Linked DNA regions of Homo sapiens: region 1 is linked to region 2. Evidence: read pairs that join two places in POLR2A ChIA-PET (ENCODE). Cell type or tissue: A673. All regions are shown on one strand. Each heading gives the region's core, and the rest is flanking DNA. Links, peaks and the distances in the headings are about the cores only. Region 1 has its middle 13 kb from the start of LINC01883. Region 2 has its middle 26 kb from the start of LINC02613.

Region 1 (2,916 bases), core at 316-2,815, 97 kb after region 2:
ATGCCTCCTACTGTTCAGGACATGGAGCATGGACTTGCTGAACTTTACTCCTTCCTTCATTAAAAAACTAGATTTTTGCTTGGTGCAGTGGCTTGTGCCTGTAATCTCAGCACTTTGGGAGGCTGAGTAGAGCCTGGACAACATTGCAAGACCCTATCTCTACAAAAAAATAAAAAAAATTAGCCAGGCATGGTGGCTCACACCTGTAGTTCTAGCTACTCAGGAGGCTGAGGTGGGAGGATCGCTTGAGCCCAGGAGTTTGAGGCTGCAGTGAGCCATGATTGTGCCATTGCACTCCAGCGTGGGTGATAGAATGAAACCTTGTCTCTAAAAAAAAAAAAAAAAAAAAAAAAAAAAAAAAAAAAAGCAACAACAACTAGATTTTTGAAGGAAGAGGAGAGTGAGTTTTTCAGTCCAGAGTATATGAAGGAGAATAGGGAGAACTTAGGTTGGAGTTAGACCTTTCTACCCTTCGGCTAATCTACCGTCTGTCTCCTATCAATTCTACTCTCTAAATGCAATGGCTGGCTGGGCACAGTGGCTCATGCCTGTAATCCCAGCACTTTGGGAGGCCGAGGCAGGCAGATCACCTGAGGTCAGGAGTTTGAGACCAGCCTGGCCAACATGGTGAAACCCCATCTCTACTAAAAATACAAAAATTAGCTGGGCATGGTGGTGCATGCCTGTAATCTTAGCTATTCAGGAGGCTGAGACAGGAGAATCACTTGAACTTGGGAGGTGGAGGTTGCAGTGAGCCGAGATCACGCCACTGTACTCCAGCCTGGGTGATAGAATGACATTCTGTCTCAAAAAAAAAAATAAATAAAAATTAAAAATAAATAAATAAATAAATGCAGTGACTTAGGGACACAGCTAATTTGTCCTCTGCTGTCAGTCCACATTGCCAGCTCATTCAGACCCTCATCATCTCTTCACCTCCTCTCTCAACTGCTCCTCCTGTTTCTGGCTTCTTCCCCTTCCGATTCATTTCGACACCACCATTAGGGTTCTTTTCCCGTTACAAGTTTTACTTTATCATTTTTCTGCATAGCATATCTCAGTGCTTACAATCATTTCAGGATAATCCCCAACCCTTAGAATGGCTTCTACTATCAGGCCCTGTGTGACCCAGCCCTTACCTACCTCCATAGCTCTGATTCCACGGCTCCTACCTTGCACCTTGCTTTAGATAAACTAAACTACAAACACGCTGTGTTGTTCATGCCTTCAGGTCTTTGTCCATGCTATTCCCTCTCTCTGGAAAATGCTTCTGCATCCTGTCCTCTCAACAAACTTCCATTCATCCTTTAAATGTGGATTCAAATGCCACCTCCCTCAACCTTCCCATACAGACTTAATCACTGCTATTACTTATTTATGTTGATAGTGTTACTCATCACGCTGCTGTTGGAATGAGCTCTTCACAGCATGCTCCTCTGCCACATGCTGAGCAGCTTCAGAAGCAAGTTGATTCATTTTCACAGCTCCAGTCCTTAGCACAAGGCTTGGCTCATTATGGTGCGAAATGGAACAGACCACTGAGTCAGGCTAGGCCAGCATACAGGGGTTCTCAGTGACAATCACCTGGGGAGCTATAAAGTACCCCAGACCACCAATACTGGGGCTGAGTATTTTTTTGTTTTGTTTTGTTTTTATGAAAGCTCTCTAGGAATTTATAATGTGAAGCCAAGGTTGAAATCTACTGGGGATACAAAGTGAAAGGATTTGAGAATCAGAAGACCTGAATTCTGAACACTGCTCTGGATTTATTTCACTATCTTAGGCAAGTCAGTTATTTCTCTGGCCTCATTTTCTCAACTGTAAATTGGGAGTTCTGAACTAGAAGATTGCTAAGGCCCTGTATTAGTTCGTCCTCATGCTGCTAATAAAGACATACCTGAGACTGAGTAATTTATAAAGGAAAGAGGTTTAATTGACTCATAGTTCCACAGGGCTAGGGAGGGCTCAGGAAACTTACAATCATGGTGCAAGGGGAGGCAAACACGTCTTTCTTCACATGTAGGCAGCAAGGAGAAGTGCCGAGCAAAAGGGCACTTATAAAAGCCCCTTATAAAATCATCAGACCTTGTGAGAACTCACTCACTATTAGGAGAACAGCATGAGGGTAACTGCCCCCATGATTAAATTACCTCCCACTGGGTCTCTCCCATGACACCTGGGGATTATGGAAACTACAATTCAAGATGAGATTTGGGTGGGGAGACAGCCAAACCATATCAGGCCAATTTCATATCATTGACACTTCTCCAAATGTCATTAAGCATTGCTAGGTCAGAGTGAGATAGCAGGTGCCTGGCCATTGAGGCTTGGCTCTACTCTTTACCTCTTTCCAGGAAGGGGACAATCACTGCTTGCCTTTTAGCCTTTCCTGTTCTTCCCTCGGCTCCTTCTCCTTTTGCTCTATCTTTCCCACTGAGGTTGGGGATTTTCTCTAAGCCACCCTCGCCAGGAGGTAGGAGCACTTCTGGCAGCAAGCAGCCTCCGACTGATTGTTGGCTCAGGGTTTCACACTGCTATGCTGAAGAGGGATTGCCAAGAGCCGCAAGCAGGATCTGTTTCTTGTCCCTGAAGATAATTTCTTTCAGGAATGAATGGGTTGCACCTATTGCGTTTTCTTTTCAAAATGTCATGCTGCATTTTTGAGAGTACATGTAGGAATATATAAAGTGTTAACCGCAAAGAAAAATAAATATAAACAAGGCTTCCTTTGTACTTTGCTGACTGATCTGGAGGAGCGGGGTGCTGGGTGGGAGCCCTCACTGCTGTGAAGTTCAGGCTTCCTGGTTGGGCATCTGGAGATTCTCCAACACTTAGTCACTGAGAACAAGAGCTACCTCTTGCAGCCCCTGCAAACAGTTTCTATCAATGGCAATCCAATATGTCTCACCTATGAAG
Region 2 (2,916 bases), core at 112-2,611:
ATTTAAAGGGGAAAAGCAGGCTGGAAGAGAAAGAGGGAGGATGTGGTCACATGACTGAATCCACATGTTGCAAGAGAAAAGGAGCAAGTAGGAGAACAGACAATTATGTAGTCGTCTCCCACTCAGTAAATCAGCACTGATCACTGATAAGGTGAACATAGAGTAGCTGACTGTGGAGACATCCGGCCTTTTATCTGTAGCTGTCTGCTTAGGAACAAAGAGAAAGGCAATTTCTGGCCATGACTCAGCTTTCAGCTTAATGTTTTCCTTTTGGCATCATGAAACGGGGTCCTGAGATTTTATTTTCTTTCACGGTGGTTAAATAAATGGCCTTTAGAGTTTGATAGAGTTGGGTCTGATTATCAACTTTAGCACTGTGTGCTGTATGACATTGTCTCTTCACATCACTAAGTCTATTTTCTTGTAGGTGAAATATGAATATTGACAAAGTTGGTATGAGGATTAAGTGAGATAATGCATTTAAAGCACATAGTCTCAACAAACAATAGTTATGACTGTTATTATGATCATTGTTACTATTCTTGAACGGGCAGTGAATACATTGTGCTAACCCTGGACCTGCCAGATAGGTGTCTTCTGCCTTTCAGATTCAGGATGTCTCCCGTAAAGCAAAACAAAAACCTATCCTGACCTTCTTGGATGATTCATAAACACTTGGTGAACAGTTTTTACTACACATTTGTTCCCTGATAGCCCCTTAGAAGTCTGTGGAACTGGCTGGGCGTGGTGGCTCATGCATGTAATCTCAGCACTTTGAGAGGCAGAGGTGGGCGGATAACTTGAGGTCAGGAGTTTGAGACCAGCCTGACCAACATGGTGAAACCCCGTCTCAACTAAAAATACAAAAATTAGCCAGGCATTGTGGTGGGGGTCTGTAATCTCAGCTACTTGGGAGGCTGAGACAGGAGAATTGCTTGAACCCATGAGGCGGAGGTTGCAGTGAGTCGAGATCGCGCCACTGCACTCCAGCCTGGGTGACAGAGTGAGACTCTGTCTCAAAAAAACAAAAAACAAAAAACAAAAAGAAAACTGTGGAATAGTTGCCTGAGTCTTTGGGTGTGAGATACTTATGCAGCACAGCAGCTTCAATACTGTGCTCTGAAATCTCGGGTCTAGTTACTATGGAATGGAAAGCTGAGGACAGGGAGTAGAAGGAGATTCTTCAGTAGTTTTTTGAACTCAACTTGTCCATTCCAGCTAAACTTTATTTCTTATGCAACATAAGTCTATGAAGGCAAGATTTTTCTTGGCAGCATAATTACTGCTACCTAATAAGGGAAGAGAATTTCCTTCTAAAGATTCCTGCTGTTTTCTCAGCAGGTGGGAACTTTTGCACTCTGCAGCTGCTGGGTGCCATTACTGTCCGTCCTGGGCTTGCTCTTTCCATTCTGAGATGGGAATGGAAAAATCCACAGGGAACAATTGGTAATTCCATCCTGATTTGTATGCATTTTGGGGTGTTGGTTTTGTTTTGTTTTGTTTTGCTTGCTTTTTTTTTGTTTTTCTTTGGTACTTCTATTCTGTAACCTTGTCACTTATATTTTTTGAAAAGTCAAGATGCATCGTTTGATACATAATTAAATATTTGAAAACAGGGACTGTCCCGGAACTCTTGGACTTTGGGCTACTGTGTGCATAACCTCGTGGAGGGTTCTGAGCAGCTCTGTCCATCTACATGTGAAGGATCAAAGGGTGCCCCAGGTGTGTCCCTACTGACTCCATATAAGGCCCAGGGGAAGTTGTGCCCTGAAGATAAAGGAAATTAAGCTTCAGCACCCTTCAGTTGTCAGGGACTAGACCTTTCTAAGACACCAGGCAGAGGACCTAGCAATGTGTGCATATGTTTCTTTTATAAATGGCAAAAATAAGACATTTTTCTATTGTTTTCCATTAAAGATGGTCTCAAAAACTTTGTAAGTTTAGGCCCCACAAATCTGTGTCCACCCTTGACAGGCTTCCTCTGGCTATGCCTGAAGGATTTTCCCTTTATATAACTAGATAGTCAGCAGCCTCAACTCCAAGCCAGGGCACACTGGCATGCCAGGGATGGTGTGGGAATGCAAGTAAAGAGGGGCATTCACAACTCTGTTGGCTGCTGGATGCAGAGAAAACCACAAGCTGGATAAAGAGCAGCCTCTGGGGAAAAACAAGCTGTAGACCTGAGGTCCAGCAGCAAGAGTTCCTTCTTCAAACAGGTGGTTAGCAAGTGGCACCCATCAGCTACCTGTTAAGTCTTTGAGAAAAATTAACGACCTACTTTATAATTTATACAAACAAAAATACTGTCGCCTATGTGCTGCGCCCCAGCCATTCCCCAGCCCTGGTGCGGCTGTGTCCTGTAGTGGAGACAGCCCTGGATAGGTTCCAGCCTTGGCTCCTCTGCTAGGTAGCTAAGTTATGAATGCTTAGCTTTGTTCATCTTTAAAATGAGTGTGTTGTATTAGGCAGTCTCACTCTGAAACTTAAATCATTTTATGGTATGGGGGTAGAGTTTATATGATTTCTGTAGAGATACAAGAGTAGTGCTGTGGGAAAGTATGACGCACCTGTTGGGAAGGAGGTTGACATATGGAGAAAAATCAGACCATATGGGATTATGAAATTTAAAAAATTATCTCCTCCTGCTCAGTAAACGTGCCAAATATAAGCCTATCATCCTAAGAACTGTCTTCCTTTTAACAAATGAGAAGAAATTATGTGCATTTCCAAAATTAAAGGGATATTCACGTCATGTTAAATGTGTGACATATGTAGGCAACGACGAAGTTCTGAGAAGTAAGTTTGTGTTTACGGTATGGCCTTTGTTATTTAGGAGATTACAATTAAAACAGGACTAGCCCAGATGAAACAATTAACAAAGCTGATGAGCTATAACCAAAACCCATGATTAGTGAT

What was found. ChIA-PET counts read pairs that join two places held together with the same protein. Peaks named below come from ENCODE experiments on the same cell type or tissue, not always from the same donor. Only the 100,000 strongest peaks of a DNase experiment are listed, where the experiment ranks them.
Region 1: POLR2A ChIA-PET joins it to region 2 with 5 read pairs; 3 of 35 experiments call an interaction of 5 or more read pairs at or near these places.

The regions. Positions count from the first base shown.
Region 1 is chr2:38,442,982-38,445,897 of GRCh38, reverse strand. No RefSeq gene overlaps it. Among named protein-coding and RNA genes, the nearest start is that of LINC01883, 13 kb to the right of the region's middle. In A673, for the core only: no CTCF peak of the experiment used is centred there; DNase peaks (open chromatin) are centred at 1,437 and 2,507.
Region 2 is chr2:38,540,276-38,543,191 of GRCh38, reverse strand. No RefSeq gene overlaps it. Among named protein-coding and RNA genes, the nearest start is that of LINC02613, 26 kb to the right of the region's middle. RefSeq lists an enhancer at 1,571-1,865 and a silencer at 1,571-1,865. In A673, for the core only: no CTCF peak of the experiment used is centred there; DNase peaks (open chromatin) are centred at 641 and 1,301; H3K4me3 peaks cover 414 bases; H3K27ac peaks cover 2,450 bases.